7 separate regions of the Mus musculus genome follow, and all the other regions are linked to region 5. The links are chromatin loops, found by intact Hi-C in ENCODE. Cell type or tissue: heart. All regions are shown on one strand.

Region 1 (4,000 bases), 85 kb after region 5:
AGTGTTTTACTTAGAACCCATTAAAGCAATTTAAGTGCAGGGTATTTTTTTTCCAGGTATAAATACCCAGCTTTCCACAGGAGAGCAAATGTACATGTGGGAATACCTTTATGAATGCTCTGGGTGAGGTGGAGAGAGGAGGCACATAATACAGCCTTTCAGGGAACTCAGCAGCCGCCACAAATCCACTTATGAACAATCAAAAACCATGGAGCTTGTAGCAGAATGTTAGCGCTCAGTAATGCTGTTATTTAAGAGAAATCAGAGGTTTGGATGAAGCGCATGGAGAAATGGGCCATTATAAATTTGAATACGTGTTACTTTTTGGTGGATCTAGTAGATCCCCTCCATACTTTATCCCTTGCTCTTGTTGCATTTCAATTATGCAAATAGGCAAGGAGACATATGGGCAGGGAAGAGTACTTTGCCTATAAGACATGGTTTATAGCCCAATGCGGTGCAGTTTTTTTTTCCTACATTTTGCACGCTTCGTGATTTGTAGAGAAGCATAGAAGGCACCTGGCTTGGGGAGGGGGAGGCTTTCCCGGGTCCTCATGTTTGCACAATAAGTACTTTGCCTACCAAGCCATCTTCCCAGACTTCTGGCTATTCATTTGTATGTGAGGAAGCAGGGCAAACACCAGGCATGTTATTCACCTTAGTCATTTGCTTCAGCTCCACAGTCCATGCCCCATCTGTAAGCAGTAGACAGGACAGGGAAGACAGTAGCAATAGTCCATGCAGGACCTTGCACTAGGAGAGACCCAGGAAGTATCAGTGGAGTGTCTTCACCAAATACCTATGGTCCTCTGGATGTCAGCTCTTAAGTAACCCTGGCAAGGTAACTCACCCTGTTCTTGACTCCAGCCGGAAATAAAGCAAACATCAAACAAAAGCTCAAGCCAGTTCCCTTGGATAATACATTCTGCCAACCAATGTGCCAAGGGTGATTGTGTGATACTCTGTGTGTGTGTTTGTACCTGCTGGTTTGCTTTCGTTTATTTTTAGCAGGTCACTTCTTCATGAAGTAAGGTGTGAGCAGGAGTCACAGTTTAAGAGGCGCTGAAACAGGCTACCCTGTCCATGCATTTATCATCAAGGCAGCATAGAGTCTCCACCCTACCCGTGCCCCAGGGATTGCAGAAGAAGTAGGCGTGGGGCCAAGGAGCCCTGGAGCATCTCCTAGCTAACCTCCCTCAGGTATATTAGTATTCCCTAAATTACATTGCCACTCACTTCTATGTAGACATAGTCATGTTGAGCCAGGACCCAAAGCCAGCAGTGTTTCCCTGCTTCCCTTGGGTTTACCCTCAGGCTGTCCACTTCCTCCCGTGATGCTCTCTGGATCAGGGCCAGCTGTTGCTTCACGTGGAAAACATCTACCTATATTTAGTGTCCCCACTGGGCCACCCAGCATCAGCTTACTGTTACTTCATATTCATTAATAATTGGGAGAGGAGAAACTGCAACAATGTAGCACTCTACGTATTTGCATTTGCGTTTCATTTCAGTTAGAGCAGACGTTTAAAGATTTTGTTGGCTTTAAAGTCTAAATTTAGAAGTTCTTGGTAGGCGAAGCCGGTTTCTCCAAGGGTTTGTAATCTAACAATTCAAGCCCTGTTCTTTTGCGTGTAGAATTAATCCTTCCCAGTCGGTTCTAATGCCTGAATGGAGACAGTTGGAAATATTTGGCAGATGGGTCTCTGTGCTCTCCATTAGGAATGAAAAAGTCAAGCATTTTGGTAGGAGAATGTACTTGGCCAGAATCGACCAGGCTTCCTGTGGCTGTGTTCCCATTAGCAGGCTTTGGGGGCTTCCTGTGGCTGTGACTATAGTTAGTGTGGTGGAAGAGTGGACTGTATTATTCTCACCTCTTTAAAAAATAAAAAAGAAGGTAGCTTTCTTCCCTCCTCTCCAGCTACTGTCAGATTTGAATGCCTGCTCCAGTTTGCTCTGTCATAAGCTGAGTTAGTGGGTCAAGTGACAAGGTCTGGCAGCTGTCCATGACAGCGACTGCCCACTGCCAAACACACCCAAAAACCCTGGCTACAGATGTCTACGGAGCCAGAGTATTAGAGTTCGGCCTGTGGATTTCTGTATATGCATTTCTTGCTCATTTCGGTAGCTTTGAGTTAAAAACTCGATTTCTTCATGGGTTTAGTTTCTTCTGTAAGGCAAATATATATATATATATCACATGGGAGACAGCCTAGGACAACCTCCTGTGGTGGAAAGGCTTGACCTAGCACAAAGGTTGTTGAGTCCCATATCAAGTCATCTCCCAGGTGGCTGAAAGATGGCTTTCTGTGTGATGTCAGGCAAACAGGCTTTCCAGGAGTACATGTTGCCAAGTCCTCCTATCCATAGACACACCTGGGTTTTCAGTATCCTACGCTGAATGTCCTAGGGGTGTATGGGTATGCAGTGCCAAAGCTCCCTCGTGGTTAGCTCCTAAAATTAAAATAAAAAGAATTCAATCATATGGACTCGCTACTTAAGGTGTTTGGAGCCTAACTCAACAGAGGTCAAGGCGAGGGACCATCCCTTTGCATCCTCTTAAACTCCTTGGCTGGACCCTGAACCATCTGCCAGAGGAGAGGGCAGTGAAGTCAGGCTGGGGTTTCATCCCTTCAAGTAAGAGAGCCTGTCTGTTTCCAACGGACTGCAAATTCTTGGCAGCGTCTTCCTCTGTAGAGGACACTTCACTTCCAGAAAACCTCATTTCAAGGAAATGATAGCATTTGTGAAAGTCTTTGCCACGTTACATTGTCAGTCATTGTTGCTTTGACAGCCAAAGTTCTGTTTTAATGCTGTCACACGATTACAGAGATCTGGAGAAATTAATTTCGCATGTGCTCTGCGGACACCTCATTGAGATACGAGTTGAATGCATGAATTGACCCCTGCTTGCCTTTTCAGACGTTAGTTTGTTTTCTGTCCCTATCTGTCTGTTCCTTACTGGGCCCTGAGCATGCCCAGCTCAAGAATTCCACTGGCCTAAAATAGTGTAGTCTGCAAGTTCACATACAAAAAAGAAAAAAAATTCTGTGTCTGTGTGTCTGTATGTCAGTGTGTGTGTGTGTGTGTGTGTGTGTGTGTGTGTGTGTGGAGAGAGAGAGAGAGAGAGAGAGAGAGAGAGAGAGAGAGAGAGAGAGAGAAAGAGAGAGGGAGGTTGACTTAGGGTACTTTTCTTTATCAGTCCTTTCTATTTTTATTTTTGAGATAGGATTATCACTAACCTTGGAGCTCTCCATTTGGGTGAGGCTGGCTGGCCAACCAGTCCCCGGTATCATTATGCCGCTGCCTCCCGCCTCAGTGTGATGGTTACAGGTGGACCCTGTCATTCACGGATGGCTTTTATGTGGCTGCTGGGGATCCAAACTCGGGCCTTTCTACTTGCTTTATGAACAAAACCCCTGTATGTTCATGCTAGGCATTAATGGGATTCTGCCATTGTGAAGAATATTTCGCATTTTTTGGGAGGGAAAGAAAAAAGTAGATTTCCTCTTCCTTATGGTTAAATTAGCATATGAACATTTTGTGATGCATTAGCAGAATTTTGCAACATTCTCACTTGGCAAGGATTATGGCGTTCATACTGAATGCTACAGGCACCATTTAAAGTCTGTCTTTAATGTAAATATACACTCTTTTTTTTCATATGTGTTTCTTATAAATAGATAATGGAAGAGTCATTTCAACTCAGCATTGCTCTAACAGTTGAAACCTATCCTTGTGAAATGCTTTGGATGAGGGTTTCAGCATTTATGTAATTTGTCGTTATAAGTATCCATGCCTTCAAGAAGGCTATGCTCAATTACACATTATAAAAATTGGTATCGACACTAATTCACAACACTAATTCACTTTTTGTGTCTCTTTTCGAGAGATGGATGGCATACAACTTAAGAAGGAGTCACTGGAAAACATCCACTAATCAAAATAGACTGTAGGAGGCAGGCATAGGTCAGTGACATATTGTTTGCAGATAAACTCAAAT
Region 2 (4,000 bases), 210 kb after region 5:
AGTAATTCTGGATGTGAGGTAGGAAAAATAACAACAAAACAAGCAAATTCCCAGGTAGATAGGGAGAAAAGAGGGGCCTCTCTTCTTTTAGATCTTGAGGGATGACTTTGCTAGGATGGAAATTTTACCCCGAGACTCTTCAGGATATGTATAGACTCAGTCTAGACAGAAACAGAGAGTAATGCAGAGAAAAGGACTATCGTGGGCAAAGAGAGCAAGGTGCAGGCTGAGACAGGTGAGCTGGGCAGCAGAGAGTGGTGAGTGGGTTTGATGAGTGCTGAGCGATTTATTCAGACTGAATGGTAGAGGGGAGCCAGTTGTCAGAAGAGGGGACAAAGTACCCAGTGGGCATGAGGGTCTGAGACTAGCCGTTGCCACGTGCTATCGCTTGAGTCACGGATGACAGAGGCCACACTGAGTGTAAAACATGAAGCATGGCAGAACAGAAAGGTCTGTGGGAAGGAGCAGCCTCATGTCCTGAGTAGTCACCTCAGCTTCTGGGTGGCTCAGCACAGCAACCCTTGGGATGAACCTGCTCTGTAATTAGTGTCTGAGGCTGATGTAGTGAAGGCTGGGCATATAGGTCCACTCGGGGCACAGTGCAGCAGGGATTGTGAGAAGAGAAAGCCCCAAGAACTCTGAGCGGGAGTCTCTCCATGACAGTGCCCTATATTTGGCATTTAAACAGGTGTAGTGCCTGTCCTCCAGGCTTGGGGGCCGCATTCCAGTTGATTCACATTCTTGTATCTGTCTCAGCTTCTGCCATGGGACATGGGAGATCTGAGTAGAGGAATCTGTGACTCAGAGATGGTCAGAGAGAGGCTGAGCCATAGAAGCCCTCTAGCATCTTATCTTGGAACAACAACAACAACAACAACAACAGACTCAGAGAGTTACAGGCTCATACAAAGACACATAGCATGCCTGAACAGCTGGGCTTGGGAGAAGCCTGCCACGTTTACAGAGAGTTTTGAGTGATACTTTCATAGGTCTTCATTAAATCCTGTAGGGTCCAAGTTTTAAAAATCCTTTCAGAATCAATGTATTTAAGGATTAAGCCCATCAAAACCCCAGGACTATTTCAAGTAAACAGCTTACAAGTGGAATCTCAATGTCGCCCAGATAATTTCCTTTGTATGTGCACTGTGGTAATTGGGCTCCTGTCTCTCCAGTGAAAAGCCAAACAGTTTCAGATCTAATGAGTCCTGGCCACTAGGGCAGATAGATTTCGGAATTCTCTATTTATAGCATCTTCCAGTGTCACTTGCACCTTTTCTTTAATCAGCACTGAGCTGTCATGCAGCCCACAGGAGCCTTGAGCATACAGATGAGCAAGCTGGGGTGTCTGTGCCAACAATTCGGGGTGCAGGTTGGAGCTGAAGGCTTAGTGTGGGATGTTGGCTTCTCTGCAGAAACAATGCTTTCTCCAGACCAACATTGGATCAAGCCTTAGAAATTGTTGAGTGCACTTGGCAGAATTGAATGATCTCTCTCTCTCTCTCTCTCTCTCTCTCTCTGTCCCTCCCTCCCTCCCTCCCTTCCTCCCTCCCTCCCTCCCTTCCTCCCTCCCTCCCTCCTTCCCTCTCTTGACCTGCAGAAGTTTTGACATTCTGTGTGCCAGGGAGAGTTAAAATGATCCAGACAGGGCTGCAAAAACCCCGTCCAGGAGGATTTCGCTGAGCTCAGAGATCAGGAAAACAAGCAAGGAAGAATGTGGTTTAAAATGGAAAATAGGAATTAAAACAGAGGCCAATCCTGACGGATCCTAAAGCCTAGTCCACTTAGGAAAGCAAGAGTGTTTTTCAAGCCTGCCACCAGCGTGTTAGTGAGAAGGGGTAGGTTACATGTGAGCTTTGCTGAGTTGGGAGGCAGAGCAGTCAGACAGGAAAGGCTCTGGACCAGGACTCTGTGGTCTTGAGTTGGCTGCAAGCCACTGAGTCTCCCAGAGCCTCAATTGCCTTACCTGTTAGCTGGGAACAATAGCAGTCTGTCTCTGAGTGCTGATGTGATGAGTGGATCAAAGGAGATGAGGCACGAAGACAGAAGTTTGTAAGCCAGGCACTTCATTCAGAGATGTGTTTCTTCCCAAATTTGAAGGCCACTCTACACATTCAGATAACCTGGAGTCTTAGAGATGTTACCAGCCTCTCCTAGGACATTTTTCATTCATTATTCTGAATTTTGCAAAGCCCTTGCTTGTCATTTAGCTGGGCAAGCCCTGCTGCAGTCTCAGTCCTCACCAGTGGGGGGTGCCGACCTGAATGGAGTAGAGATCACCAGGTGGCCCAGGTCAGTTGCCTTGATTAGGTCTGTGTGTCCTCCCTCTCTGCTTACTTCTCTCCCCCTCCCCAGGTTTTTCCTGGAATTTTTCCTTTTAATGTCAACTCAGCTGCAGCCTGCTGGGGTTTGGTGAACAAATGACTGTCTGAGATTCAGAGGAACTATTGTTCACAAAACATACCATTTTGCATGATTTTTTAATTCTGTTACATTAAACTGACACGATCAATCTGGTGGGGAGGGAGCAGGGTAGATGCTCAGGGAAGAGCATCTTCATGTTCATCTTAATTCAGTCAAGATTAGTGAGAGACCGTGTGGTTAGGAACTGAACAGGAATTGAAGTACAGAACTCAGCAGACACACAGGGTATCTTAATGCATGTAGACTGTCATCCTCTGTGTCCTAGTGTGGAACTGACAGGGTGGGGGTTCAGCACTGCTTTAAGTCAACAGGCAGAGTCACTTTTGACCCTTAAAGCTGGGTTAGCCCACTTCTGATGTGTGTGTGTGTGTGTGTGTGTGTGTATGTGTGTGTATATGTGTGTGTGTATGTGTGTGCTATGTGTGTGTCTGTTGCATGTCTGTGTATATGTGTGTGCCATGTGTGTGTCTGTTGCATGTCTGTGTGTCTGTATGTGTATGTGTGTGTTGTGTGTGTCTGTGTGTGTCTGTGTGTGTCTGTGTGTATGTGTGTGTATGTGTGTGTGTCTGTGTGTCTGTATGTGTATGTGTGTGTTGTGTGTGTCTGTGTATATGTGTGTGTATGTGTGTGTGTCTGTGTGTATGTGTGTGTGTCTGTGTATCTGTGTATCTGTGTGTGTTGTGTGTGTTTGAGACAGAGACTTACTCTGGATTCAAACTGCCTTAGTCTTCCAGTGCTGACCATTCAGGAATATGCCACCATGCCTGGCTAGCCCCACATTTCAATGGTGTCGCCTAAAATGACTGTCCCCTAGTCTAAGCAGAATGTCTTTGCCTTGTGATTTTGAGTGTGTCATTCATACTAAGGGGCAGTGCCTCTTAAAAGGAAGATGCAGGAGTATGGGGGCTTTCCAGGGTTACGGAAAGCCCTGAGCTTAAACTCCAGCACAAAAGGAGAAAGAGGAGGAGAAAAAGAATGTGAAATTCCACCTCCAAGTCTGAAAGAGGGGAAAGGAGAAACCCAAGAGATACTCTGCTGACAGCAGACAAAAGGTAGGAGCAAGCCAGGTGGCCACAGACAAGTAAATGGACAAACAAAATGAGGTCTGCTCATGCAGAGAAGTCTCACCCAGACATTAATTCTGGCACATGGATCAAGAAAGTTGACTCAGTGGATTAGAGTGTTTGCAGCTGTACCCACATAAAAACACTGTCATGCGCACTTAAGTATCTGTAAACCCAGTGATGTGCAGAAGTAGGGGAAACCAGAAACAGGAGCCAAGCTTCAGGTTCAACAAGAGGCCCTAGCTCGAAGAAATATGCAGAGAGTGATGGAGCCAAATACCTGACATCCTTCTCTGTCTGTCCTCATATAGGCATGCATGTATGAGCACCTGCACATACGTGTGTACACACATATACCATAGGCACATGCTCCCTAACACAAAAATCTAACGATGGCACAAGATGAGTGGTCCTTGAGGGCAAATGCTAGATGGAAAACCAAGTCACAAAAGGACACCTGCTGTGTGGCTTTCATCATGGTACACTTAAGAGTAGTTAGGAGTAGTTGCTAGGGC
Region 3 (4,000 bases), 190 kb after region 5:
GAGACAGGGTCAGGTTTTCTGGGCTGTAGCTCCAGCTCCAGCCCTCCTCCAGTCTCTGCTCCACTCAGAGTTGGGCTTACACAAACACATGGGATGCCTGGCTTATGTGGATGCTGGCATCCAAGCCCCAGGTCTTAGATGGTGCAGAAAGTACTCTCTACCCCTGAGCTATCTCTCCTGCCCTGCACCCAACATCTGTCTGTGTGTCCTGGGAATCAAGCTCAGGTCCCCGTTTGTACATTGAATACTTTACCAACTGAGCCATTCAGTCCCTGCTTCCTCTTTTGAGGGCTATAGTTTGTAAGGTTTCTCAACCAAGGCAGGTCTTTGTTGTAGCCTACAGTAAAAGTTATTGAGTGCCATAACTATTATGATCTCCCAAGTGAGAATCGTTGAGGAGGAAACGGTTTGAAACAAACACTAAGCTTGTGGGTCTGCTGCTGCAGCAAGGTTAGTCATTAGCAGCGGTGTTAAGAGACAGAACTGTTCAACGCCAAGCCCAGCCTCTGCTTTTATCAGGTCTGGAGCTGAGATTTTAAAATTACATATGCACGGGACCTCTTAAAAATTAACATCCCTGGGAAGACTCGGTGCTGACAGCTTTTCTCTATGACCCAGATGCTACTTGCGTACTGTGTGGCGTGCCATGAATCATATAACCCAGTTCTGATGAAGTGTGTGTGTGTGTGTGTGTGTGTGTGTGTGTGTGTGTGTGTGAGAGAGAGACAGACAGACAGACAGACAGACAGACAGACAGACCCTCTCTCCTCCTTACTGCTGCAGTATAGTCTGGTCATTTTCCTGACCCTTGCTAAAGTGTTCTCCCCTTTCCTACTTCTGAAGCTCAATGTGTGTACTGAAATTGAACCCTGCATGCCTCCTCTGCATCGTTTTGATGCAACGGAACAGTGAGATTCCAGAGCCGACCCCTTGGGAAGCGTGTAACCAGGGTAAAGGACCAGGTTCATTGCTCACACTCACAGCTGTGAATCTCTCAGAGGTGCTAGGCCTTGGTTTTATATTCCTCAAGATGGGAGACTTGCTAATCCCTGGGTGGGCTCACGGATAAACAAGAGTGAACCTACAGCATCGGAAGAGCTCTCCAGTGAGAGGGAGGGGTGGCCATCTCCATCTTTATGTGTTAGTGTGCTGGTGGCCGGTCTATGCTCTGTTTGCAGTTATGAGCACGTGAGACTTCAAGGCCGCTTTGCTAGGTGGAATGGGTGCCAGTGTGAGAGAAGTCTGCCTTTAGTCAGGAAGCATTCCAATGAGCAAATTACCTGACAGCGTGGCATGCTTAATGGACTTCAGGGCATTTTCAGGGAAGGCCAGTGTGCCCTCCTGTGGAGACCAGGCTCTCTCCAGGGCCCACACCAAGGCCCTCATTGGCACACAATCATAGCAGCAGTTAAACCCTCTTATCATCTAGACTGTCATGAAAAGAACAGTACCCTCCCTTCTGACCGCTTCAGCATGTCTCTGTTCACAGGCAGACGCACTAGGATGGTGTCTCCGGAGCTGAGTATCTCCCGTCACTGCGTCACTGTGTCACTGTGTTTCTGCACCACATCTTCCATCTTCACACTTTCACTGGGTTTGGGTCTGTTTTATGACCCTCTGCTCTCATTTCCTGTTTGTTTTGTCTGTTCAGACTTCTTTCCCTCCTGGAAAGCGGCTACCTGGGCAGGCATATCTGTGATGTCAAACACATGCTTCAGGCGCGAAGTACCTTTCTGTTCCGACTGAGGGGGCCAAACGATGTAACAAGAAAAGCAAATGCTTCTTGGGGTTCTTTTCCGTGGTTTCATGGAACCGTTCGATCTTAACAAGAACTGTTAACTTTCAAATGAAGTTTTTTTGTTTTTCTTTTTGTTTGATTTTTTTGTTTGTTTGTTTTGTTTGTTTGTTTTTTAACATCAGAGAACTACACTGTGTGTGGATCATTCTTTATGTGAAAGCTGAGTTTCCTGGCCCTGGGTGGAACAGACCAGACCTGGCTCTAGGTGGCACCAATTAAGAAAGAGTGAAATGCAGAAAACAGGTTTTGAAAAGGCCACCACACTTGGAAACAGAAATACGCCATTTCTCCTGCAAGGGTGAGGGGTGGGGGGAGGGTGCTCAGGAACAGGGAAAATGGCATAATCAATTTAATCAGGTAAGGCTGCCATCTCTTGAGAAACCCAGCTTGTGCCCCTCTTTCAGTCAGGGCATCACTGAGCTCCAGTTTGTTGCCAGGAAGACGAAGTTCTTCCCTCCTGGGAATTCCAGGCCAGCAAACTTTTGGAAGTATCTGTGGCAGCTTGAATGCTGCTATTTAAGGCCTGATGAAGAGGCAGCTTGGAGAAAAACCTCAAAAATAAATACTCTGATTCATCATTGTTGTTCAAGCTTTCCAGCCATCAGAGCCAGCCCTGGGCTCCAGAGACAAAGGGTAACATTCACCAGGAGCTGTTCAGCCCAGTCAGGAGCCCTGGCAGCGGTGAGGAGGCGGACAGGGAGGCAGCTTTCTGCAAAACCCGGCTCGGGTTGGGCCGGTGTGGAAGGAAGGCTAGAACAAGACAGCCGTGCCGCTAGGGTTTTGCTCAGTGGAGGAGGAATGAATCAGCCAGAGATGGAGGTCCTCCCAGAATAGTGGACCATGTTATAATAGCCCCAGGCGGGCAGTGGATTGGGTAGCTGGCAGCAGTTAGTGGGGCTTCTTCAGTGTCAAGCAGCCAATGACAAAGTTCTCTGCTGTCTGCAGCTATGTAGTGCAAGGCTGGTGGCGCGGGAAAGTAGGAGTCTGGCATTTGCAGATGGCTGACACTGGGATGGAACAGGGGGTTAGACTGTGTGTGACCTTCTCAGCTGCTCTAGCTTCGGGTCCCTTACTCCTCTGCATCCTCATCTGCTGGAGAGACCCCAAACCTCCCGTGGTGTGGAGATTGACTATGATTTACATGCAGGTGTGTGGTGAAAGGTCATCAATGTCCTTCTGGTTGGACCTCTAGACTTGACACTTCTTGGGTGTAGTGCATTTCTCTGTCCCTCCCGAATCTCTTTTCCTGGTTAAGAAAAGGACAACCCATGTGTTGAGTGACCACATGGGCAAGGTGTGTACAGGTGTCTATGGGACTCCTACCAACATAAGAAGCAGATCTTCTTCTTCTTCTTCTTCTTCTTCTTCTTCTTCTTCTTCTTCTTCTTCTTCTTCTTCTTCTTCTTCTTCTTCTTCCTCTTCCTCTTCCTCTTCCTCTTCCTCTTCTTCTTCCTCCTCCTCTTCCTCCTTCTCCGCCTCCTCCTCCTTCTTCTTCTTTTTCTTCTTCTTTTGAAAATAATTAGAATTTTACTTGATTATTTATGAATTGCAACAGAAATTCCAATTCCTAAAACCATCTTGCTGATGTACTGCAGGTTTAGATGCATTTAAATACTTGTCACATTGGGAATACCAAAAGGGTCGATTGATATGATAGCTTTGGGTTGTAGAAACAACAACATAAGAAGCAGATGTTCTTACTTGTTCTCGATTGAGTTCACCGGTCATTGCAACGCTAGTTGCAGGGGATGGTGGGAGTTTATCAGAGACTGTGCAATGACTGTCATCTTTGCAGTGGCTCAAGTAAGGAAGTTTGATAAAGAATGGTGCAGAGAGTGGCTTTTAGAGCTAGGTTCTAATCTGCCGCATGCTGTTTTCCCACCGATGAGATAAGCAAAGTCGGCTGCAGATTGCAGTCATGGAGGTTCGTAGAGTATGCTCCTCCAGCTCCCCTCTGCAGGCTCATCTCCAGGCTTCTTAGACCGGCTACTATGCCAGGAGCTTCAGGGGGTGTGGCCCCTTGCTAATATTGTTTCCTCCAAGGCGTATATTGATTTTTGAAACAAAGAACAGTTGGCTGGGATCCAAAGCTAGTTTTTTTCCTTCTAGATCTGGATGTGGAAGAAAAATAAATACCTTCCATCTTCCAAACCAAGATAGCCCCAGAGAAGGCAGATGACTGTTACAGCCAAGAGAAGAAAT
Region 4 (4,000 bases), 220 kb after region 5:
TGGGCATGGGGGACTTGGTCTGGGGTTCACTCTGCCTTGTAAGTTCTCATTTCTAAGTCTTTACCTTTGCCTGTCTCTTGCCAGCAATGCCCCCGAGACACGCTTTCTGGCACACCCACCTCGCCTCTTGCTGAGTTCTAGTTGACTCCAGTGCAAGTCTTAAGCCAAAATATCAATGGTCGCTTCTCAGTTTTAACGTGGGGGGTCCCGTCTAGAGAGCCCCTGCTATAGCTGAGAACTGGAAATACCCATGGGTAGCTCCTCCTTCAAGCTCCGAGGTCTCTCTCTGCATGGGGCTGATACTTCTGTGGGTCTCTAATGACTGCACATGTTAAACAGTAGAGAGGATGCACTGAGATCATGCTGATAAAACACACTAACTAGTTAGAGCTCTTGGGATCTCCAATTCCACGTTCTCTGCTCCCCTCCTTTGGTACAAGGCACAGCAGAACATAGACACTCCAGGAACCTGTTTGCTGTCTCCTGCTCAGCCTTGCTGATCGCCCACTCTTCTATCCACCAAGCCTATGCATTTTTAATGTTTTCTGAAACTGCCCTGGAAACTAGACCTTGAGTAGCACAGCCCCCACCCTGAAGCGGCTTACTGATCACACTAGTGAGCGATAAGATACTGGAGCTGGAAGAAGAGCCCTCAGCTAAGTCACCTGACCTGCCACTGTTGGCTGATGCTGAAGATGCTTGCATCTGTGCAGCTGAGGGTAAAAGAGCAAACAGGTGGGACAGGGTGTCCTGGTCCTTGGATGCCTTGGCTTCTGGACCACTTCTGACTACCCTGGTAGCATGCAGCCTTACATCCACCCCTCCATTTACATTTACTGGCAGACTGGATCCCTTCCTCACAGAGTGGTCTCGTCCCAGTTAAGGGATAGATGGGCCCAGCCTCCCTCACTTTACTCTCTACTGAGGTTGTTTTGGTGCAGAGGCAAGAAAGGGGTAGATACCACTAGCCTTGGGAATATTTATATGTGTGTAGTAGAAGGACACAGAGAATATAATTTCTATTTAGATCAGCATGCCATGACTTAGTGAAAAAAATCACTTGGAAGGAAGGTCTGTGAAAAAGAAAGATGTTATTTGTAGAAATGATCTTCCTTTTGGGTAATGAGACCTTTTTGCCTCCTGAATGCTATATTTGATGGACCCTGATTAGTGGAGGGGTGTGTCTGCCTGTCTGTCTGTCTGTCTGTCTGTGAATGTGTGTATGGGAGTCAGAGGTCAATGTTGGGTGTCTTCTATCTGTTATCACTCTCTACCTCCTATTTCAAGACAGCGTCTCTCACTGAACCTGGAGTTCACTGGTTAGCTAGCCTGGCTGGCAGGTGAGCCCCAGCAAGCCCACTTTTGCATCTCCAGAACTGGGACGACAGGCACTCAAGACCACAACAGACTCTTTATCTCACATAGGTGCTGGGGATCAAACTTGTGAATGTTGGTTCTCATACTTGCAAGGCAAACACCTTACCAACTGAGCCATCACCCTAGCATGAGGATTTTTTTCTAAAGGAAAAGGTGACTTAGATAAATAAAACTGTGCCCTACCAATGTGAAATTTCATGCATCAGACGAGCATCCTTTTTTAATCACCTGATCATCAGAATTAATCTTGTGACACCCTTGTTCAGCACTGGGGCACCACCATGTCACAGCGATTCCAAGGACTCAAAGTCCATCAGCCAGGAGCCTCTTGAAGCTTTCCAGGAACACTGAAAGGGTATGTTTGGGGGAGGGAGGTGATTAATAATTTAGAAAGAAAAATGTTTATCACATAGACAACTGAAAGCTCGGTGGAAATATTAGAAAATACAACGGCCAGATAGTGTTTAAACCGTTCCCACTGCAAGCGAGTATGTGCTCTAGACTTCATGTGCAAAAGGTGGGAAAGCCAACCATTTTCCTGTGAGAGGTGAGTACCAAGGGAGAGGAAGGCTGGGCTTAGCATGGCCACTGATTTTGCTTAGTCTAAGTCCCTACTGGAATACCAAGTGACCAAGTCCTGTAAATATTGAAACACAGTACTGAGGTGACTAAAGAGGACAAGGTGGGCAGGAGCTTGTTCAGTGTTAGTCAACCACTGTATTCCAGAGTGTGACTGTGTCGAGTCCCTCCTGGTTCTTTGGGATGACTGAGACTGACCCCTGCTGGTGGAAAACGACTAAAGTGTAGATGTTAATGATAGTGGACTCCAGACTTGCCAAAGAGCCTGCCTCGCCGTATGTGGGTCTGTCCCTCCATCTGTGCCTATAACCCCTGATGGTGTTGCCACGGTCTGCAGAGGGAAGAGGAACAGACCTGGCATCTCTCAGTCCTTAGTCTCAGTCTTTACCATCACTGCTTTATCAGGACTCCACTGCTCTGCATCTCCTCCCCACTCTTTGCTTAAGGTTTTGTGGAAGGAAAAGAAGAGACCCTTCACACCATTACAGAGGCTGGGATCCCAGGCCCACCTCTGGGTTAGACTCTGGATAAATCTGAGGTCTGGGTCATTTGTGTTTGGTGAAATGTGGATGGAGTATTCATTTGGGAGGTATTTGAACATTCATGTCTTAGGGATGTGGAAACCCAGAAGTCTGGGTTGATGCCTGCAAACTGATAGGACCATGTTCTCGGGAGCCAATAGATGGGGGAGTGAAAAGAGATGACGTATGGTGTCAGTGTGTTTCCCATGAAGGAAAACAGGTCTTAAAACAAACAGCATTAAACGTAGTGCAAAGAAATGCACACTGGACTGTGATTTATCAGTAGAGCCAGCATTCGAGTCAGAGAGTTGCCTTCCCCCCCACAGGCTGTTGAGCAGCTTTTTTTGGAGCTGATGTGGGTGCTGGAAGGAAGGAGACTGTGGCATGAGAAGCTAAGTCAGGGGACTCAGCATTCCCTCAGAAGTATTTGCTGTCCATCAGGACCTGAAGGCCAACCCTGCAAGATCTGATGACGTTTAACTCCCTTAGCCAGTCCATGTTGGTCCTGACAGCTCTGGAATGGCTGCTGTAGAATTAATGAAGTTGGGATGTTTCTAAAATGAAATTTTAAAATTGGGCTTCAGGAAGAGCATGAGCAGTGCCTGGTACTGTAAAATGACATTACAATCATTTCATTTTGAGATGATTTGACAGCCATTTCCTCAGTCTGATGTCTGTAACTTACCAGTCAGGGGAAGAGAATAATTCTGTGTGTCTTGATGAAGTGATGAAATTGAGAACAAAGCCTTTTGTCTCTAGACTCACGTTTCCATGTTCAGGCTCAAGTGGTGTCAAGGTATTTAGGAGACTAGGAGGTTGGAAACCTGAGGTCTTTGGCATGGTTTTCCTGGGCCTGTTTAAGTCCTTCTATTTCATGGCAAAGCTGTGCCTTCAATTACAGAGCAGAGGTAAACAAGGAAAGACCAGCGGACTATCTCCACCAAAATCCTCAACCCCAATTAAAACCATATACAAAAACTAACTCCAGGTAGATAGTGAACCTAACTGTCGTAAAATAATGAATGTCTGGGAAATGTCAGAGGGTGGTGTATGTCTATGGAATTGGAATGGCTTAAATACAGCACAACATAGGACTGATGATAAAGGAAAAAATTAACATTTTCGATTTCAATATAGTTTAAGGTGTATGTTAACTAAAACATTAAGAGAGTCACAAGTAGACTGTGAATGGGAATTGGCCACATCTATGGCAGTGAAAGGCTTGTATCTAGAACGAAAGGCAACATCTACAGCTCATTAGATAATCCGGAAAGGCATGAGTAGCCAGGGCAGGAGAGACTGCTCAGCAGTTAAAGCACTTACCGCTGTTATAGAAGATCCAAGTTCAGCTCTGTGATGGTTTGCATATGCTCGGCCCAGGGAGTGGCTCTACTAGAAGGTGTGGCCCTGTTGGAGTAGGTGTGTCACTGCGGGTGTGGGATTTAAGACCCTCATCCTAGCTGCCTGGAAGTCAGTTTTCTACTAGCAGCCTTCAGATGAAGATGTAGAACCCGTAGCTCTTC
Region 5 (4,000 bases):
CTGGCTCTTATTTATATTCAAGAATGCACAAGGCAACCCCACCCTCCATTTCTCTCCGCTTCACCCTCAGTGAGCCAGGGAAATAGAAGCTTGTCTTTATTAAATATTTGAGGAAGACCCCTGTCCCAGATAAACACGGCTGAGTGAAGGGTTGTGGCTTCATTCCACCATGCCCCATTTCAAGCACAATTATCAACTAAACATGGATGGTTTGAGACACCCATAATGTGTTTTTTTTTGTTTTTTTTTTTGTTTTTGTTTTTTTATTTTACAATTTGATCCATTTTCCTAGTGTGCTTTGTTCTTCATTTTTCTCCTGCCTCTTCCCTGCTCGCCTCCTTGGCCTGGAAGTGCTTAAATTCACTTTCCACAGAATATCACCAAGCACCAGCAGTACTGGCTGCGCTGTGTAGCCCTATCAACTTGACACAAGCTGACACCAGTTGAGAAAATACCTCCATAAGATTGGACTGTAGGCAAGCTTGTAGTGCATTTTCCTAGTGACTGATGGAGGAGGGCCCAGTCCATTGTGAGTGGTGTTATTCCTGGGCCCATGATCCTGGCTGAGTAAACCAGTAAGTAGCAATCTTCCATGGCCTCTGCAATCAGCTCCTGCCCTCAGGTTCTCTCCTGGCTTGGCTTCTCTCAGTGGGCTGTGATTCAGGATATGTAAGCCAAATAAACCCTTTCCTGTTCAAGTTGCCATTGGTCATGGTGTTTCATCACAGCAGTAGTAACCCTAAGACACTTGCTCACCAGATTGTAAATGGGTCAGTGAAGAGCCTGGTCTACTGATGGCTATTCAGTTGCCTGCACTTGTTTAAATGTAAAAGCTATCTTTTCGTCAAGAGTCACAATTAGGCAATCTTGGAAAAGGATAGTCCTTCGTGGCTTATGGGATATGCTGTGAGCTAGTATTTCAGGCGATTTCCCTCTTTTAAAGTCTGCACTTGAGATCTTACATTCCTGATCCTCTTGGGATCACTGGCTGGTGTTACCATGTCCAAGTTCAAGTATGCACATTGTCTTAATGGATTTGTATTCTACAATAAACGAAGCTGATGCGATGGCTCATCTCTGTAATTCCAGCACTCAGGAGCTGTGACAGGAGTATTACCTCGAGTTTGGGACCACCCTAGGCCGATTGGGACAATGAACTTCTTGTTGGTAGAGGGTTGCTCTGTCCCAGGTTTAGAATCCTCCAGGCAGACCTAATAAATATTCAGCAGGCGCTCGGACAGCCCAGCCCCAAGTGCGCCCTTTGCATACATATCCATTCCAGCTACCCCTTCACAAGCAGTTTTACTTGGTAATTTACAAATGTTCTGGCTGAACTCTACACCTGCCAGTATTTCAGCAATTAGCTTAGGATGCAAAATGATTTCTAAGTTAAGGTTCTGGACATGTAAAATCAAGAGAGCCCGATCATCTTCGGGCACCACAGCTCTGATAGCCAACGAATAACATCACAAACCAGGGCAAGCCCTTTGGCATCTTACCGGGTTATTACGACTGTCATACAAATCTATATAATAAGCAGGTGAACTGCAGGTCAAAGATCGAAGGGATGTAAGAGAGCCGGCAATCAGTTATTCAAAACCGCTCCCTTTTACCGACTCGGAACTGAGCGAGGGTTAGGGTTTGGGCATTTTAGTGGCATAAACGACTAGAATGACATTTTGGTCAGGTGAAAGGTTAAACGGGAAAGAGGCTGATAAAAAGCCAGCAAACCCCCCACCCCCAAATGCCTGTGGGTCCAGGTAGCTAGACAAGGAGCTACCTCTGTACCTGCTAAGGTGGCATGGGGGTGGGGGTGGGGAGCGCTCCGTGCCGGGTTCCTTCGGGGCACAACTTCCATCCCAGAAAGAGGAAAGCATGAGCAGAGAAGCGTGAGTGGGTGGAGGAAGGTGGGGAGAGGAGGAGGCCCGGCACCACGAGCGGAAGGAGAGGAGGAGAAAAAAGAGGGAGGAGGAAGCAGAGGAAAAGGGAGGAAAAAGAAGCGGGCGGCGGAGGAGAAGGACCCGCCCCTCCCGGCTTCTTCCTGGGCTGGGCATCTCCAGGGCCTCTCCCCGACCGCCGCCCTCGGCAGTTGGCGGGGCTCACAGGGGCCCCCCAGTCTGCGTGTCCAGCTCTGTGCAGCGGAGCGCAGAGGCCCAAGGCTCGCCCGGCGCGCGTCCCCGTCCCGCGCGCTCCTACTCCAGGCCGCGCGCGCGCGTGCACACATACACACGCTAGCTCTCCGGGCATGCGCAGTGGGCGGCGCCGCTCCGGGCCGCCTCTTGCCGCCGCGAGTAGGAAGCGCGAGCGCCGGGCGCCGGGCTGTCAGTGAGCGTGGGGCCAGCCAGCGAGCCAGAGAGCCGGAGAGAGCCAGAGAGAGCGGCTCGGCTCCCAGCTCCGAGTAGCGCAGCGCCCGCCCGGCTCTCCCGGGCCACCGCCGCCACCACCGCACCTCATCAGCACCGCCACCTCGGCCGCCGCCCCCGCCCACCCCGGCCCTCCCCGGCTGCTGCTCCCCGGCGGAGGCAAGAGGTGGTTGGGGGGAACCATGGCTGACGTTTACCCGGCCAACGACTCCACGGCGTCTCAGGACGTGGCCAACCGCTTCGCCCGCAAAGGGGCGCTGAGGCAGAAGAACGTGCATGAGGTGAAAGACCACAAATTCATCGCCCGCTTCTTCAAGCAACCCACCTTCTGCAGCCACTGCACCGACTTCATCTGGTAGGTGCGCGCGGCAGCCCTGGGGACCCAAGAGCCACCTTTGCCCCGGGGCTCAGGTCTGCTTGTCCCCGGGACTTAAGCTCGGGGACGTCTCTGAGCCCCGGCGCGTCCTTACTCTCAGGGCCAGGACTCCTCCGAGAACTTAGAGTGCCTGGCCGGAGTCCGAACTCTCGCCAGGAGTGACAGGCGCGCACCCACGCGGGACACTCCCTGGAAAGTGGCCCGGCGCTGCCACGCATGCCCTGGTGCCCTGAAGGGACGCTTGGCTCTGCACGGGGTGACTCGGATGAGGGGGAAGGTCCCCTCGCCTCTCCTAGGGCGCACAGGTCTTCCCTGTCACCAAGCGGAGCGGTCAATGGGCCTGATGGGAGCGAAGGGACAGGAAAGAGAGATTGCTGGAGTCAAAGTGGCCCCAGGACGCGCAAGAAACACGCCCGGGAGTAGCGGGGAGCCGCGGCGCGCCGCTCCAAGTTGCTGGCGAGCCAGGCTGGGCGCGTTCCGGGGAGTGTTTGTGCCTCGCGTCGGGCTGGGACTCCGCTGGAACCTTGGGTCCCTGCCTACTGTAGGCTGTTTCTACTGGGCACGGAGACTTTGACTTTTCTGGCCGAGCCCAGAGTGGGGAGAGAGGGGAGGGAGAGAGATGGAAGGCAGCAAACTGTTGAAAGCTTGCCGTGGGGGAGGAGGGCTAACCCGGCAGGCAAATGGCAGAGGGCAGAGGGAGTCATTTAAAATAGACCCTGTCAACAGGAGATTAAACCTGTAACCCAGTTGATGAGGACAGAGGGCTTATTTAAGAAAAATACTGTAATGGCTAAAGGTGTCCGCGCTCAGGTGATTTCCACTGAACGCCAAGCGTTGGCAACTGAGGGGCTTGATAAAAAGAAGGGTTCAGGGATCTATCTCTCTGGAGCCTGTGAAATTAGGTAAAATTGGATTTATGCAGATTTATGTTTTTCTTTTTAAATTTTTTTTGTGAGAGAATTACAGCTTTCATCAGATTTACAAAATGTCAGTCCCCCCCACCCCCATCATATCTTAGAAATCGTCCCCCTCCCACGACTTTGAACACCAAGTGTCAGCTTTTCCTGGGGATACCCTGACTCTTTTGTCCATGTGTTTGGAGTAAGAAGTACCTTAGAAGCAAGAACTATGGCCAGGGCTCCTTAGCTCCCTCCTGGGCAGGGAGCTGCAAGGGGCGAAGCGCACCTAGACACCAAGCAGTCAGCCTTATACATAATGGGGTATCCTAGTGGCTATAGGACAGATGGTGCTGAATCCAGGC
Region 6 (4,000 bases), 180 kb after region 5:
ATTTCTGTTGACTTGTTATTTGGTGCTATTTTATTTAAAGCTCTTTAGCTGAGGGGGACCTTGAACTCTGACTTTCCTGTTTCTACCTCCTAAGTACTAGAAAGCAACACCATGTCAGTTTCTATGTAATGCTGTGGTGAATTGAACCCAGAGCTCTGGGCATGCCAGGCAGGCACTCTTCCAACTGAGCTACATTCCAAGTCTCTAGTAATATCTTTATGGGTTTTTAATCTCTGTTATGTTGCACAACAAAAGAGTTCTTGTCTATGGTCAAAGATATGAGAATTCCCAGAGGAAATAATGGCAGACGAGCCCAAAACAGGGCAAGGTGACATTTGGGGACAGGGCTGGAAGCTTCTTGTGTTCTCTCTCTCTCTCTCTCTCTCTCTCTCTCTCTCTCCCTCTCCCTCTCCCTCTCCCTCTCCCTCTCTTTCTCTCTCTCTCTCTCTCTCTCTCTCTCTCTCTCTCTCTCTCTCTCTCTCTCTCTCTCTGGGTCTCAGTCCAGGATTTGATTACCTTATATCATAAAGTAGCCAAGTTCTTTGCTTACAAGTAGAGAAGTACTTTGGGGAATAGGGACCAGCAACTCAAAACAAATGGGAAGCATGGTGAGAGACAACAGTGCAAGACAGAGGTCATGTGTAAAACAGTGCAGACAACATGGCTAGTCTGAACTTTAAGAAGGAGGTGATGTCAGACCATCCACTTGGGTCTGTCATTAGCTGGTGTATAATATATACACATGTGGCTTGTTTAAAAATCAAAGTGATGTCAGGCAGGGTGGCACATGGATTTAATCCAAGCACTCTAGAGGCAGAGGCAAAGGCAGGTGGATCTTTGTGAGACCAAGGCCAGCCTGATCTATACTGCAAGTTCCTGGACAGTCAGCACTAAATAAAGAGGCTGTGCCACAGGAGGAAGAAGAAGAAGATGAAGAAGAAGGAGAAGAAGGAGAAAAAAGAGAAGAAGAAGAAGAAGAAGAAGAAGAAGAAGAAGAAGAAGAAGAAGAAGAAGAAGAAGAAGAAGAAGAGGAAGAAGAAGAGGAAGAGGAAGAGGAGGAAGTGGAGGAGGAAGAGGAGGAGGAAGCAGAGCGGGAGGGAGAGGGAGGGAGAAAGAGAGGGAGAGAGAAAGGACAGGGTGGGTCAAGCCCCAAAGATTGAGTGGCTGGGCAGCATCCACTGTGTGTCCACTGTGCGGCACCTTGGACTCTGCTCCTGTGCTGGGCTATGCCTTGACAAGATCTTCAGTGCCATTTCTTCCCCAGATCTGTTATGGCTTCTGGAGCCACTGTTGGTGCTCTCCAGTTTCCAACAGTGTCGAGAAGTTGCTATGGGAGACGTGAGGAGAAGTAGGAACAGAGGAGATGCACTCTGTGTTTGGGCCACGTCACTGGGAAAGGTCGACCTTGAGTATGCTCACACTGCCACTTTGGCTTCAAGAAAACAGATGCAGGATCATTCAGTCAATATAGAATTTCAAAATATAGGTCAGTGACCCCCAAACCCAGCTGTCCAGTTGAATCTTGTGAGTTACTTTCCAGAATGAGTTTCACAGGCTATTACTCCACTTACGTTGATATTCATCCCAGAAAGACCAGGATGAAAAACAAGGAGAAACCTTGACCTCTGCCTCAGCACCTAGCACGCTTTCTAGTTCTGTGACCTTTCAATAGGTCACTTAGCCTGCCTAACCCAGCATCCTCATCTGGGGGCAGAAGACACGGAGCTTAAGATGACTTTAAGAAAATGACACACATGAAAAGCTTATTGCTCACATCACAGGAATCTCTCAGAAAATATTAACTAATTTCTATTCTTAACCAGAATTTGCACATCAGGTGCTGGCTTGGTACTGTGGAAATGCGCAAAAGATCAAGAGTCTCGCATTCCTCCCTGTCGATTATCTGACTGAAAGGCCTGGGGAAGCCAGTGCACACGGGTAGCCAGTAGGGTCTGGGACAGAAACCACTCTGCTTGAAAGTTCGAATTACAAGAAGGTGCCAAAAGGATGTAACTTGCATTTAGGCGAGGTTCTGGGTGGTGCTGGAGAAAATGGAAGAGGCTAGAGGCTTGAGAGGCTTTTCAGAGCAGGCATCCGAGGGACTCACAACGAGCCGAAGTGCTTTCTGACGATGCCGACATCTCTAATACTAGACTCTGACTAATTGCTATTTATAGCTGCTTGTATTCAAAAGCTTGTTTATGCCATAAGTGGGGCCGAAAAAGAATTGTCAGCTGAAGGGCGTGGAAAGCACTCTGAGCTCAGAGTCTGCTTTTCAAAATCCATGAGCCATCTCCACTCCTAGCTAGCTGGGTGACCTTAGACAAGCTACCGGGTGTGCTCTGTTCCCTCACTGAACACAGGATGCAGGGTGGAGCTTGTGCTAAGAAAGGGAACAACCGCCAGGCTTCTGTGTCTAACATTCAGCATCCATGCCTGACAAAATGCCCTGCAAGATGCTGGTTATATGTGCTCAGTCTTTAATCTCTTCTTCTGTCTAAAAGGACCGTCCTCTATGGAAGACTGCTTTTCAAATGTAATACCCACATTGAGGTTTCTATAAAGAACGTTTGGGTTCTGCTTATCTGCATAGACAACGTACCTCATGGTTCTGTTAGACGTGTCTTCCCTCACCAGGTTCATCTCTTCCCACTCCGGATTCTTCTGCCAAGAGATCATACCATAATGATGATGCCACCCCTGTACACAGAAATAATGCAAGATGTGACCCTTGGGTGTGTAAGGCATATTGCAAAGTAGCCACAAACCTTCACCTTAGACAGCGTGTTCTTTCGTAGGGTGTGTTTGCCCCTTCATCAGACAGGAGGTGGATTCTATTTCCCCTCACTCAGAGACTGTTATTTCCTCAGCCAGTACAAGGCAATTGAAGTGGAACTGTGAGAGTTCTCAAGTGAAGCATTCGTAGACCCCACAGTTTCTAATCTCATGCACTCTCTGGAAGCTTCTTGGAGGCTGCCCTGCCTGTCCTACCCCAAAGATGGGAGGCATGTGGAGCAGAGAGGCTCCCCTACCAAGGCAGCACTTTTCTGCCAGACCCTCAGCTTCCCACCCCCACCCTTTCTGAAGCAGCCACATAAACCCCATGAAGCTCCCACATGCCTGCAGCTGCACGGGGCCTTCCACCTTTAAATGTCAGTCAGTGTCAATACAAATAGGTTGTATTAGTACTAATTGAAAGTGGTAAATATTTATGCATTTGTCAATATATATTGACATATTTTCCATCGGTTAGGCGTGCTGTTGGTTTGAGAAGATTGGAAAATGCCTTTTGCATATTAAATCATCCCCTCAGAGGCAGTGTTTGGAGTAGAAAATACCTAAAGCTTGGTTTCCCACTATTGTGTGCCTCTCATAGGGAGGACGGTTATACTGTGTCTTCTTCAATGGCAGAAGAGTCTAGGGCCTGTGGTCCTGCTCCAGATGGGTGCACAGCATCCTTAGAGTGTCCCTAGCAAGCCACTGTACTAAGATAACCTGGCCAGTATCTGGTTTCATTCTGGGGACTGAGGCCTTTATTTTTTTTTTTTATTACATTTATCATCATCATCCTCACTATCATCACCACCACCATCATCACCATCCTCATGAAGAGTTGCGAATAGACACTCACATTCCACAGAATCTATCTGGAGGTCAGAAGCCAATCTGCAAGTGTCGATTTTCTCCTTCCATTGTTTCAGTCCTGGAGAGTAAACCGAGGTCTCACAGGCTTCAAGACACATTGCTTTAGTAGAAGTGTTGATAAATGTCACGACTCAGCTACAGGACAAAAATGGATACCCATCTTCATGATTTAATACAAATATCAACACTTCACTCTCCACATGCCTCTCTTCCTCTATCCCTCTACCCCTGGATTGAGCCCAAGGCCCCTGGTACTTCAGGCAAGCCATCTTGTTACATTTCTAGCCCTTCTCCTTTGATTTCAAAGGCCATTTGTTGTTTGTTTGTTTGTTTGTTTTTAACTCAGGAGAAAGTC
Region 7 (4,000 bases), 76 kb after region 5:
TTCCGTGTGTACAGGCGGCAGTTAGCAGCGTCCATGTCTGTAGCAAAAGGAAAGGCGCTGTCCTGAGACAGAGCCACTGTCTTCCGAATGCTCACTCAGCTTTGCCATATTTGGGGCTTTGGCCTGTGTGAGTCCTCTATGGTTCTGAACTAACCTCATTTATTACTACCTTAGCCTCTCGGGGGCTGTCTTTGAAAAAGTGCCTTTCATTTTGCATGCATTCTCTAGCAGGTTTATTAATGTGCAAAGAGGCAGGGGCTTGTGCAGATCCGGGAAATGTTTAGTCAGCAGGGCCTCCCGGCCCTGTGAAATGCTTACAAGAGCTAAGCGACCTGGGATGACAAACAGACACACTTTTGCATATTAATAGCTGTGGCTTAATGTTGTAATTGTACTGAGGAATTCTGTACATCCACATATAGAGGGAAGTACAGGCCGTACCAAGTAGCCAGAACCTCAGCTCCTTCTACTGTGTAATGGAGGGTTTTGTTGAGTTTAGAGACCACTGGAAGGCCCCCACTGAGGCACTTTGGTGACTGCATGCTTTCTGATCTATTTAGATGCATATGTGGCTCAAGTGAAAGACACACACACCCTAGACCAGCAGGAGACAGGCACTTTCAGGCCCATTAGGCACTTTGTTGACTAAACAGTGGGGGAGTTGTGCAAGACAAACATTGCATACTGGTGTGAGGTAGAAATAACAACAGCTCACTCCAGACTGAGGTAATCTGAAACGTGAACCAATGATGTTACAAGATTCGGGGTGCTATGGAAGTGATGGGTAACCCCTAACAAACCCAGGTACTGTATGGGTTTGGCTTTTAAGTCCTCCCCATCTAGGCTCTGTAAAACCACTCTGGGGTTGCTCATCACTCTGACAGGTGGTGCTGTCGCTGAGGATAGGCACATGGCGGGTCTGTGGAGTGGGGAGGTGCAGGGAATGGCAGACTGCCGCTTGGTGCAGTCCTGCTTCTAGTTACTGACTGCATCTGGGCTCTCTGGCGCTGGCCTTTGCTGTCAGGAATGGTCCATCGATACCTTGAGATAGAAGTATTTAAGCCTGGGTTTCAGCAGGGTGTGATCAAGCATGGTTTCTCACAGGAAGCCCCCTAGCATGCTGCAAAGCATGTGGTTACACACGCGCATGCACATGCGCACACACACTTTCCAGAGCACTGGTAGGGGCTGCTGAGCCCCTGTACCAAGAAGAGACTCCCCAGGGAGGGGGAGACTCCAGGGCTAACTGGCTGTCTGAGAGGCAAAGAGGCTGAGAGGATTGTGAAGAGGCCCAAAAGACATGTGTTTTATACCGTGGTGACAGCGGTCACTGGGGGGCTTTCAGTGGATCAGTTTCTGTGACACCTGAGGAAGCAGGCACAGAAAAGAGGCCTCTGCTCATCCATGAGGTGTCGCAGTGACTTAGTTCTTAGTCACTCTGCAGTGAGTGTGGAATCAGGCTGGGCTCATCCAACATTCAGCAGGATCCTACCCTGGGACCTGAAGGGGACGTGGGGGCAGTTAGGGAGGTCAGAATGACTTTGCAAAGAAGGATTTATGTCTAAACTATTAGGTTGGAAGAGAATCTGTCCCCATGGGGATGAAAGTGACTAATGTCCGGCTGGTCTTTGAATCATCACTCATAGTCAGTACGCGGCAGCGGGCACCTCTGGGTTCTAAGTGCAGAGTATTTAGCAGTGAACAGGGCAGGAGAGCACTGTTCTCCTGGGACTTCTGTTCTGTGGGTGGAGGTAAGTCACGTGGTAAGCCAGCGAGCCCCAGAGGAGCACAGGGCCATTTAGAAACAGTCTTCCAAAGAAAACAAGCCTTGTGATGGCTCAGAGTAGTGTTGTGGAATTAAGATATGACGCCATTTTCAAATTCTGGCATCAGGGATGTGCTTGCTTAGCATATATGGAGTTTGCTAAGCCAGGTGTGGTGCAGCCTGCAACCCCACCTCCGGGGGAGCGGGGAGCTGGCAGAGGAGTAAAAGCTAGCCTTGGCTCCAGTGAACATCAGAAAACAAGGGACAGTTCTTACCACGAATGCATTTTGCCTTTTATTTATTGTTGGCATGCCCACAAATCCGAGCTATTGTTATTTTGACCGTTGTTTAGCAGTGCGGCAGACAATTTTCAGACAAGGGGTACGGCTTAGCAGGAGGACCTTCCCGCCCAGGACTCAGGGTGCTAGCCTCAAAACCGCAGAAACAAACAAAAATAACAACTACCACCCCTTTCAGATTCTCTTTTATTTTCCCTTTTACCAGTCTTACTGAGGGTGCTCAAAGGGGGAGACCCCAAAGACAGGCTACAAGAGCTAACCATGGAAAGATCTCTGTAGCTCCAAAACCCATGGAAAAATGTTTTGGGGTTTCCGGAGCCCCATTTTATCGGGACCTCACTTCCCACTCAGGAACCTTGGTGTTGTAGATTACTGCTTCCCAACCCCTCTCCTTAACTACAGGAAGGAACCCTGCCAACCACATGTCTCCCACTGGGAAAAATAATTGGCCCAGGGAGAAGGGCTATTTTTAGCATTATTTCAACTCAGGTTTAAACTGTTAGTTCATAGAATATGGTAGCTATTAATTTAAGATGTGAAGATACAGTTACTAAGCGTAGCTCCCTCCCACTCATTTGGAGTCTTTTGGCTGGGTGAAATGCTACTTATTGAATGGAGTGCAAGTTCCTTCTATCTGAAGGTTTCAGGTGCAGCCTAAATCCAGCAATGGCTTGGGAGCAATTGAAACATACTAGTGTGTGTGTGTGTGTGTGTGTAAGGGATGGGAGAATGAATTAGGATTCTAGGAAGGTATGATAAAAGGTGAGAGCAAATACAAGGCCAATGTTTTAAAACCAACCTTCTTGCCCCTGTATGTAGAAGCGTGATAGGAATACATATTCTCTGGAGCTGGTTTAAAAGAAGAGAAGAAGCCATTTAAAATCTCGCATCTCACTCTCTTTTGCTATACATCCATTTCATATATGCAATTTTACTCCTTTTTCCTACTTTCTTGATTTCTTTTTCTTTTTCTCTTTCTTAATCTCCCCCCCCCCCCCCAGACAGGGTTTCTCTGTGTAGCCCTGGATGTCCTGGAACTCACTTTGTAGATCAGGCTGGCCTTGAACTTAGAAATCTGCCTGCCTCATGCCACCACTGCCTAGCTACTTTCTTGATTTCTTAAAGTTTTTTGTTGTTGTTGTTGTTGTTGAGAAATTAAGGGTTGGGCATATAATATTTTTACTTGATAAATGTTCTGTTGTAATTTTCTTTTCTTTCTTTTTTCCTTAATGGGGCCGTGTATCTTGCCACATTGCCAAGGTATATCTTGAAATTGAGCCTCCCACCACTTGGTAGCTGGGGTATAAACAGAGGAGCCGCCATGCCTGGCTTTCTTCTGTCACTTTTTACCCTTTTACAGAACTCTCTATTGCAGAGTTCCCTTTGCTTCTTCCCAAGAAAGGCTGAGATGAGGCTGTTTTGGCATACATGTCTATGGAAATATCGAATTTTCACAAGAGAAATGGTTAAACGTTAAATGATTTACTGGGTCCAGCAGTAGAGCATTTCTTAGGGTGTTTGGTACACACTGCCAAGTTACTCTCCCCAAACAGCACAATCTCACATTCTCAGTCGCTGCCCAACTCATGCTGGGGTTTATACTTCCAATGAATTATTAATCTGATAGATGATAGACATGCCATTTCATTGTGAGACCTTAAGATAAGGAAGACAGGGTGGTGCAGGAAAACTCTACTTGCTTTAGTTTCTTCAAGTCCTTGTCTGGTTAAGAGCAAAGATCCTTGTTTAGCTGAGAATAAATATTTTTTCTGAGAACTGCTCAGTTTAATGGTTCACAGGTGGATTGTCTGTCTGTCTGTCTGTCTGTCCGTCTGCCTCCTTTTCCTCCTATTCCCTCCGTCCCTCATTGGAGCTACAGTAGGTATTAGGTTTATGATTGATAGCTCTTAATGCTGAATCCTCGACTCTATCAGTG

What was found. A loop is a pair of places that touch in the nucleus more often than their neighbours do. Peaks named below come from ENCODE experiments on the same cell type or tissue, not always from the same donor. Only the 100,000 strongest peaks of a DNase experiment are listed, where the experiment ranks them.
Region 1: a loop joins it to region 5, with 2.5 times the contacts of the local background. A loop is called at or near these places in 6 of 42 quality-filtered maps.
Region 2: a loop joins it to region 5, with 2.6 times the contacts of the local background. A loop is called at or near these places in 8 of 42 quality-filtered maps.
Region 3: a loop joins it to region 5, with 1.8 times the contacts of the local background. A loop is called at or near these places in 8 of 42 quality-filtered maps.
Region 4: a loop joins it to region 5, with 2.0 times the contacts of the local background. A loop is called at or near these places in 7 of 42 quality-filtered maps.
Region 6: it touches region 5 in a loop (2.0-fold over the local background); 4 of 42 quality-filtered maps call a loop at or near these places.
Region 7: a loop joins it to region 5, with 2.0 times the contacts of the local background. A loop is called at or near these places in 7 of 42 quality-filtered maps.

What each region holds. Positions count from the first base shown.
Region 1 is chr11:108,256,875-108,260,874 of GRCm38, reverse strand. All of the region lies in intron 2 of Prkca (protein kinase C, alpha), which reads left to right. Among named protein-coding and RNA genes, the nearest start is that of Prkca, 85 kb to the left of the region's middle. In heart, no CTCF peak of the experiment used is centred here; DNase peaks (open chromatin) are centred at 1,334 and 1,984; H3K27ac peaks cover 2,079 bases.
Region 2 is chr11:108,133,840-108,137,839 of GRCm38, reverse strand. All of the region lies in intron 3 of Prkca (protein kinase C, alpha), which reads left to right. Among named protein-coding and RNA genes, the nearest start is that of Gm51922, 23 kb to the right of the region's middle. In heart, CTCF peaks have their summits at 1,218 and 2,208 (motif pointing right); no DNase peak of the experiment used is centred here; H3K27ac peaks cover 1,236 bases.
Region 3 is chr11:108,149,067-108,153,066 of GRCm38, reverse strand. The region is part of intron 3 of Prkca (protein kinase C, alpha); the gene reads left to right. Among named protein-coding and RNA genes, the nearest start is that of Gm11655, 22 kb to the left of the region's middle. In heart, a CTCF peak has its summit at 1,341 (motif pointing left); a DNase peak (open chromatin) is centred at 2,476; H3K4me3 peaks cover 419 bases; H3K27ac peaks cover 3,008 bases.
Region 4 is chr11:108,126,923-108,130,922 of GRCm38, reverse strand. The region is part of intron 3 of Prkca (protein kinase C, alpha); the gene reads left to right. Among named protein-coding and RNA genes, the nearest start is that of Gm51922, 16 kb to the right of the region's middle. In heart, a CTCF peak has its summit at 2,162 (motif pointing left); no DNase peak of the experiment used is centred here.
Region 5 is chr11:108,342,213-108,346,212 of GRCm38, reverse strand. It overlaps Prkca (protein kinase C, alpha), which reads left to right and starts at 2,325. Exons shown (of 17, transcript NM_011101.3): 1 at 2,325-2,718. The coding sequence starts at 2,546. In heart, no CTCF peak of the experiment used is centred here; DNase peaks (open chromatin) are centred at 2,222, 2,882 and 3,292; H3K4me3 peaks cover 2,748 bases; H3K27ac peaks cover 2,343 bases.
Region 6 is chr11:108,164,188-108,168,187 of GRCm38, reverse strand. All of the region lies in intron 3 of Prkca (protein kinase C, alpha), which reads left to right. Among named protein-coding and RNA genes, the nearest start is that of Gm11655, 6.8 kb to the left of the region's middle. In heart, no CTCF peak of the experiment used is centred here; a DNase peak (open chromatin) is centred at 2,267; H3K4me3 peaks cover 258 bases; H3K27ac peaks cover 2,392 bases.
Region 7 is chr11:108,265,766-108,269,765 of GRCm38, reverse strand. All of the region lies in intron 2 of Prkca (protein kinase C, alpha), which reads left to right. Among named protein-coding and RNA genes, the nearest start is that of Prkca, 76 kb to the left of the region's middle. In heart, no CTCF peak of the experiment used is centred here; a DNase peak (open chromatin) is centred at 1,705; H3K27ac peaks cover 1,772 bases.